Linked DNA regions of Homo sapiens: region 1 is linked to region 2. A link is a contact called in ENCODE Hi-C data. All regions are on one chromosome and are shown on one strand. Each heading gives the region's core, a stretch centred on a gene start or an enhancer-like site at or near the end of the contact. The rest is flanking DNA. Distances are from core to core; before and after follow the strand shown. Region 1 overlaps FRMPD1 (FERM and PDZ domain containing 1). Region 2 holds the start of POLR1E (RNA polymerase I subunit E).

Region 1 (3,605 bases), core at 952-3,451, 210 kb after region 2:
AATGCAAGATGATCTGGCAGCAAGTTACCTTTTCCCTGCAGGGATCCCGAAAATGTCAATATCTGAAGGTCTTTTCTCTGGTGCTATTCAGTCCTCCAGAGAAGGATTCTCTAATCTTTTGCTTGGGACATGTCTTAGTCTGTTTTGTGTTGCTATATAATATCACAGACTGGGTAATTTATGAAGAAAAGAAATTTATTTCTCACAATTCTGGAGGCTGGAAAGTCTAATATTGAGGTGCTGGTATCTGGTAAGGGCCTTCTTGCTGTATCATCCCATGGAAGAAGGTGGAAGGGCAAAAGAGCACACAAGAGAGTGTGGAAAGAGGCCAAAGTTATCCTTTTATCAGGAACTCACACCCACAGTAATGGCATTAATTCATTCATGAGGACACAGCCTGCATGACCTAATCACCTCTTATAAGTTTCACCTCTCAACTCTGTTGCAATGGAAATTAAGTTTTCAACACATGAACTTCAGGAACACATTCAAACCATAGCAGGATATAAAGTACTCGCTGACAGTATTCAGAGAACTGGGCACAGGAAGAGGTCTTGTCATTCAGTTAGAAGAGTTTTACTTACTTCTTCTATTTTAATTCCTGTACCGTCTATTGTGCCTAGTCTCCCCAAGCTTCTCTTGTTCGTTTTCTCCAGAAAATAAGCCTCTTATCTTCAGTAGGATGGGAAAGAGATAGTTGTCTAGGTAGGTATTTCCATATTTTCAACCTTATGCTCATCCTTGCTTTCTCCTGTACTTACTGCCCCTAATTCCTGAGCCACTGGGCAAATCAGCACCCCTAGATTGGATCATGGTACAGAAAAAGCACATTAGTGAAAAACTGGTAAAATTTGAACATAGTCTATAGTTCAGTTAATAATATCGTACCAATGTTAATTTCTTAATTTTTACAAAGGTAAAATAATTATGTAAGATGTTAATATTAGGGAAAGCTGAATGAAGGGATATGGGAACCCTATATTATCTTTGCAAACTTTTTATACATCTAAAAGTGTTCCAAGATAATTTTTTTAAAAGAATAAGACAGTCTGGGTGTGGTGGCTCATGCCTATAATCCCAGCACTTTGGGAGGCCAAGGCGGGCAGATCACTTGAGGTCAGGCGTTCAAGACCAGCCTGGCCAACATGGTGAAACCCCATCTCTACTAAAAATACAAAAATTAGCCAGGTGCAGAGGCATGTGCCTGTAGTCCCAGCTACTCGGGAGGCTGAGGAGGCAGGAGAATAACTTGAACCCGGGAGGTGGAGGTTGCTGTGAGCCAAGATCGTGCCACTGCACTCCAGCCTGGGTGACAGAGCGAGACTCCATCTCAAAAAAGAAAAGAAAAGAAAAGAAAAGAAACTCTGGAAGGACAAATGGAAAACAAGAGCAGTGATTATGTATGGGCATGGGAACTGGGTGGGTAGGAGCAAGGAAGGATATAAGACAGACTTTTCACTGTCTACATATTTTTTATTATGATAAGAACACTTGAGATCTACCCTCTTAAATTTTTAAGCACACAATACAGTAACTATCTTTTTTATAAGCTAGTGTTGAATTATGTAAGTGAAATACTTATTCAAAAATTAAGTATAAAAGATTGAACAAAAGCAGCAGCGCTCAGAGGAATCTGCACAATGTGATGAAGAATGCTTCCATGTCCATGGGGTTCCTGATGCAGGCAAAACTGAACCGCATTGTCCAGGGTTGCACACATAGTTGGGAGAGGGAAGGACGGTGTCACATGGTAAGGTGTATCTCTTCCTATGGGTCACAGTCACAAAGTTTGAGAAACGTTATCTATTTTACTCTCTCATCCTTATGTTTAACTGTTTAAGATACAAACCCAGTCTGTTTGCTGCAAGATTGAGGGTTGCTAAAGTTGTTCACTCTGTGAACATTGAGCACCTGTTTATGTTGATTTTAGACTAAGGGAGAACACTAGTTATTCGATTAGCATGTCTTATAATGGGCAAATAAAGGAAGCATCGTCCTGATTTATCAAAATCCTCTTTAGAGTATTTTGGTTAGCATCTTAAGAACACTCTTCTTCCTTTTAGGTAAATGGAAGAGCTGGAGACCAGTTTATTCCAGACACGGAAAGCACATAGAATAGAACAAATGGTGGCAAGATGGCTTCGGCGCTCCCGGGACAGCTCGGCCCGGTAAGCCTCCTGAGTTTGCAGATTTCTGTCTATAAAGGTCTGGTGTCCCGGGGGAGGAGCTTGTGCTGGTCCTGGCCGCACCTTGGGATTGCTGTCTCCGGCTTGCTTTGTTCTTACACCATATGGTGGGAGCAGTGTAAACAGGTCAGCAATTTTGCTGGAGTGCTTTTCCCTGTACCCTACCCCCAACATGTACCTACACACACACAGAGACACCCCAACTCACACACACTTACAACATTTACAAACACACTGACACACAGACATACACACAGAAATACACTCATACATACTCATACGCACATGCATATACACTCTCTGGAGCACACACTCATACATACACTCTTTTGATCTCTCTCTGACACACACACAGACACACACACACATAGAGACACACACCTCTTGTCTTAGTACTTGACATGAAGGTCAGGTAATCTGCCGTTTATATTCTTTCTGTGTCTTCTGTGTCTTTCTGTGTCTTCGTTTCCAGCAGCTGTTCCTTCCTTGCAGTCCCTATGTCATTCTAAACAAAATAAAATGAAATCAAATACAGATCTGATTTGACTGCTACAGGAGAACTTTCAAATATGTTCTGTTTCGAAGCGTTCATTTTTGCTTGGATTTCCCATCTGGCCCTGCCACAGAGATGAAATATCACGTGTCAGGTGTTTCTGAGACACACATTCTTCCAAAGGAACTGGAAACAGCTGTTCTGCTGCTGAGTAATAAACTTTGCTCAGGGCTCCACTGCCCTGTGGCCAAGTTCTCTGATCCTCACACACCGAGGTCAGATAAAATGGGGCTCCCTTTTACAGATGAAACACCTAAGGCTCATAGAGTGACTTGTTTAGGACCACTCTTACCCAATGCTCAGAAAGCTTGGATGGGTCCCCATTTATTATAGGAGGAAGCTTAAACATTTTTGGTCTGACGTTTCAAGCTGCAATCCTTTCCAGCTATTTGTCTTACTACTCTGCTTCCTTCACAGTATGCTCCAGCTAAAGGGAACACTTATTATTCTACTACAAGCACCCTCTCTTCTCTTTCACCCCTTGGACCTGGGCTCCTGGGCCATATCCCTTCCTCCCATCTCCATGTGGCCAGAACCCCCCGCAGCTTAAGGCTTGGCTGAAGTGCTGGGTCTTCCATGAAGCCTTCCTCTGTCTAGAGTCAGGATGAATTTCTCCATAGGACCCCGTAGTATTTTATTTGTAGCACTGGCATTGTGCTCCCCCTGGTGCATTCAACTTTTCGAGCCCATTCATTTCCTTTCTCCTAGACCTGCCTTCTGTGAGGTCCAGGAAAGTATTGGCTTCATCTCTATGGCCCAGAAGTGATTGTCTTGCATGAGTGTTGTAGGTGGTCAGGTAGTGCCTGATGAATGAATGGAAAAACTGCTAAGCACATTGTTTCCCACAGTGGGGTCTGCAAAACCTA
Region 2 (3,950 bases), core at 1,128-3,627:
ACTTTGAGTAACAAGGCCATACAATGTGTTCCTATATCATGAGTAACAAGGCCATATAATGTGTTCCTATATCACAAGATACTTCTCTTAAGAACTATACTTGGCTCATTGTAGCCACTGTTATCTTGGTCACCTTTAACTTTGATTTAACTGTTCATATTTTCATTCAACCAAAAAACATTTATAGAGTCTGTTATGTGTAAACCCTATGCTAGTTGATTTCAACCAATATTACCAAACATCTTTGAGTTCCAGTCCCTGTGCTAGGCTTCCAAGATTAGTGATAATTCAGGCCCATTCTTTGCCCTGTCATTCATTAATTCATTCCATATTTATTGAGGGTCTAGTATGTTCAGGATTTGGAGATAAAGCAGTGATCAAAACAAACATAAATTTGTTTATTAACCTCCAAAGTGTTTATTGTGAACCCCAAGTAAGTTTAGTGAGGAAACAATCAATGGGTGAGACAATCACACAATTAAGCTCTTCTTTCTTCATCCTTCTTTCTTCTTTCTTCTTCTTCCCTTTTCCTTTCCTGAACAATTCAATCCAAAATCATGAGGTGGGGTCAAGCAAGGTAGCCTTCTAAGGGAGGAAAGGCTATGAGAGCTAAATGCAACACATGATTCTTGACAGGACATTTTTGCTATAAAAACATGATTGGGCCAGCTGCAATGGCTCACGCCTGTAATCCCAGAACTTTGGGAGGCCAAGGTGGGAGGATCACTTGAGCCCAGGAGTCTGAGACCAGCCCTGGCAACACAGTGAGACCTAGTCTCTACAAAAAATTTTTTTAATTAAGAAAAAACAAAACAAAACTGAGTGTGGTGGCACACACTTGTATTCCCAGGTTGTGGTGAGAGGATCACTTGAGCCTGGAAGGTCAAGGCTGCAGTGAGCCCTGGTTGCAACACTGCACTCCAGCCTGGGTGACAGAGTGAGACCCTGTCTCAAAAAACAAACTAACAACAAACGTTGGGACAATGGGTGAACTTAAATGGGATGTGAGGATTACATGGTGGTAATGTACCAGTGCTAATTTCCTGATTCTTTTCTGTTTAATTTTTTTTTTTTTTTTTGTCGCCCAGGCTAGAGTGCAGTGGCACCATCACAGCTCACTGCAGCCTCTGCCTCCTAGGCTCAAGCAATCCTCCCACCTCAGCCTCCCGAGTAGCTGGGACGACACGCGTGCGCCACCACACATGGCTAATATTATTTTTTGTAGAGACAGGGTCTTGTTATGTTGCCCAGCCTGGTCTCAAACTCCTGGAATCAAGGGATAGAACTGCCTCTCCCTCCCAAAGTGCTGGGATTGCAGGCGTGAACCACTGCGCCCGGCAATTTGCTGATTCTGATGGCTGTGTTGTTATTTAGGGAATGTCTGTAGGAAATACTATAGTCTTCAGGGTTGAAAGGGTATCAGGTTGACAACTTACTCTAAATGGTTCAGGGCAAAAACATTTCTTGCAGTGTTTCTTTACGTTTGAGATTGGGTAATTAGAAAAGCGTGACAAGTGCTCAGGCAAAGGGGCATGCAGGCTTTAGGGTTATTCCTAGGATCCTGGGTGTTGGAGGCGGGTGTTGAGGGTGTGTGGAAGGAAAAGAGTCTTGAAAGAAGGTGATTTGGAAGACAGAGGGGAGTCAACCGGAGTTCTTGCCCTTCAATAGTACGCATCTTTGGGCAAAGGGGGCCTCGGCCAGCGTCCATGCTTAAAGGCCCTGCTTTCGCCTTCTTTCTGCTCTGAAAACTCCCCGTGCAGAAGAAGGGTTGAATCCGCAGTGAAAAAGGGACATGTCCATCAGCTCGGACTCCCTCTTCTATTCCAGTCCAGAATCTCCTGCCCAAAGGCTCCGGGGTTGGCTGGGCTTCTGTTCCATCACCTCAGTGTTGATTGGGCCACAGGTGTGCACGCCACAGCCCATGGCGGGGAGCTGTTTGTCGGACTGTGGACAAAGTTTGTACCTAGAGCTGGATGTCCACGTGGGTGGGTGGGAAGCCCTAGAGAGGGGCGGCTATTCGCCAGCGGCCACATTTAGTTGGGGCTCAAGCAGTTCCTGTCAGAGAATTCTAAATTTGAACTTGGTCCTTCAGGTCTTGGGAAGATGAGTTTGTCACGGTAGGAGAGAGAGACGACACTCTCTTTAGAAGGTGCTGAGCCGGAAGAAGGCTCATAGCAAGCTTAGGCTGAAGCCTTTGGCGCCTCGGGCTCTGGACCTACAAAACCCAGAGTGCACGCGAGCGCTGAGCCAATCAGGTGCTGCGCCTCGGCCAGTCAAGCGGGTGTGTGGCACCTTGTGGGCGGAGACCACGCCTCTCTACGCGGGGGGCGGGGACACGCGGCTCGCGCGCTGTGGGCGGTGCCCGGCGGGGCCACGCCTTTTCCGGCCCGCAGCGCGGCCTGGGCTCCCGCGTGTTTAAAAGTGCGCTTGTGGCTGCTGCTGTCTTAACTCCTGTGCTTGGCGGACAGACAGGCGAGATGGCGGCGGAGGTGTTGCCGAGTGCGAGGTGGCAGTATTGTGGGGCGCCCGACGGGAGCCAGAGAGCTGTACTGGGTAAAGACTGCGGAGCTGGAGCAGTGCTCCTCTAACCCTCTCCCCTTCCGTCTCGGTACCTCAGCTGTCCTCTCGCCCTCCGTTGGGCTTCTCCCCAGCGGGGCCGGGACCCCTCTAGTCTCCACCACTCCCCTGGGCTCTGTCAGGGCTCCCCTGTCCGTCTTTCTGTCACTACCTCCCAGCCAGATTGGGACATCCCACTCACCCGCTCCCCAGAGCTGTGTCCAGGACCCTGCTGACCCCCTCACCCACCAGGTCTCCCGCCTCCCCCATTTCCCTCTCTTCACTGGGCAGGGGTTCCTTCTGTCACTTTAGGTATGTACCAGGCCTCTGCTGTCAGCCTCCTTCCGCGAGACATTCCCTCCTGTCACAGCCCCTCCCCAGGGTTCTCCCACCTCCCTACCTCCTCTTCTCAGCTGGCCCCGGATCTCCTCCAGTTCCCTTTGGGTCAGGACCCGAGCTTCCTTGCCATCCCCATTCTGACACTCCCTCCCAGTGACAGTCTAGTCCCACCGTACATTGTGTGGTACATTGTGTGGCCTTCTGCTCTCATCTCATTCTTGGGCTGCACTCTTACAGTCCAGTTCTCCAACGGGAAGCTACAGAGTCCAGGCAACATGCGCTTTACCTTGTATGAGAACAAAGATTCCACCAACCCCAGGAAGAGGAATCAACGGATCCTGGTAAGTGAAGCAGTTGCCAGCTGTCTCCACTCTGCAGGGCTCAGAAGGCCCCTGGGAGTGGGTGGATGTGGGAGGGAGTGAGGGGAGAAAAAGGGGAGTAGTAGCAAATGGAGCTTTGAAGAACTCTGATGCCCAGCAGCCTGGGATGTGGGGACAGGCTCCATCTTTCATTCATTTGTTCTTTCAACAAGCATTTATGGAACCTGCCCCTCTGCATCCCTGTGCTGCAAGCTTCTAGGAAAACAGCCAAATCAGGCCTAGCCCCACTCAGAGTTCATACTCTAGAGCAGGGTTTCTCAACCTCAGGACTATTGACTTTTTGGGCCAATAATTCTTTGCTGTGGGGGCAGCATCCCTAGTCTCTACTCATTAGATGCCAGTAGCACCAGAGTGGATTTCCCTGGATTGAGAACCTCTGCTCTAGAGAGATGAGAACTGGCTGTGAGGGACACTTTTACACAAAGCTCTGAGGCCACGTGGGGAAGAGTACAGGGCAGAGTGAGCTCAGTGGGAGGAGAGGTCTCTGCCAGAATGCCTTCCTTGGTGAGGTCATGTTGGAGCTGAGCCTTGAAGGCTGGAATGAGGGTTTGGCAGTCAACGTTTGGTGTTTCGAGTGAAAAGGATAGTGAGGACAAATGCAGAGAAGCAGGAAAGCTTGCTTATGATTGGGGAGTGAATCAGCCATGGTCCTGAGAGTATACAAAGAACAGGCCA

Evidence for each region. Hi-C counts contacts between places; a loop is a spot of excess contacts on that map. Pooled maps may share reads with other maps.
Region 1: a map with no recorded cell type shows a loop between it and region 2 (4-fold over the local background). The contact joins the enhancer-like site here to the promoter of POLR1E in region 2. A Hi-C loop is called at or near these places in 1 of 168 maps with a recorded cell type or tissue (Caco-2), 1 of 37 single-sample maps with no recorded cell type and 5 of 50 pooled maps.

Annotation. Positions count from the first base shown.
Region 1 is chr9:37,690,575-37,694,179 of GRCh38, forward strand. It overlaps FRMPD1 (FERM and PDZ domain containing 1), which reads left to right. Exons shown (of 16, transcript NM_014907.3): 2 at 2,064-2,168. The coding sequence starts at 2,068. Among named protein-coding and RNA genes, the nearest start is that of FRMPD1, 41 kb to the left of the region's middle. Within about 2 kb of position 2,202, at least 3 of the 41 ENCODE cell types and tissues checked have a DNase peak (open chromatin) inside an H3K27ac peak, as active enhancers do.
Region 2 is chr9:37,483,571-37,487,520 of GRCh38, forward strand. It overlaps POLR1E (RNA polymerase I subunit E), which reads left to right and starts at 2,378. Exons shown (of 12, transcript NM_022490.4): 1 at 2,378-2,553; 2 at 3,133-3,236. The coding sequence starts at 2,478. RefSeq lists an enhancer at 1,843-2,434 and a silencer at 2,176-2,505.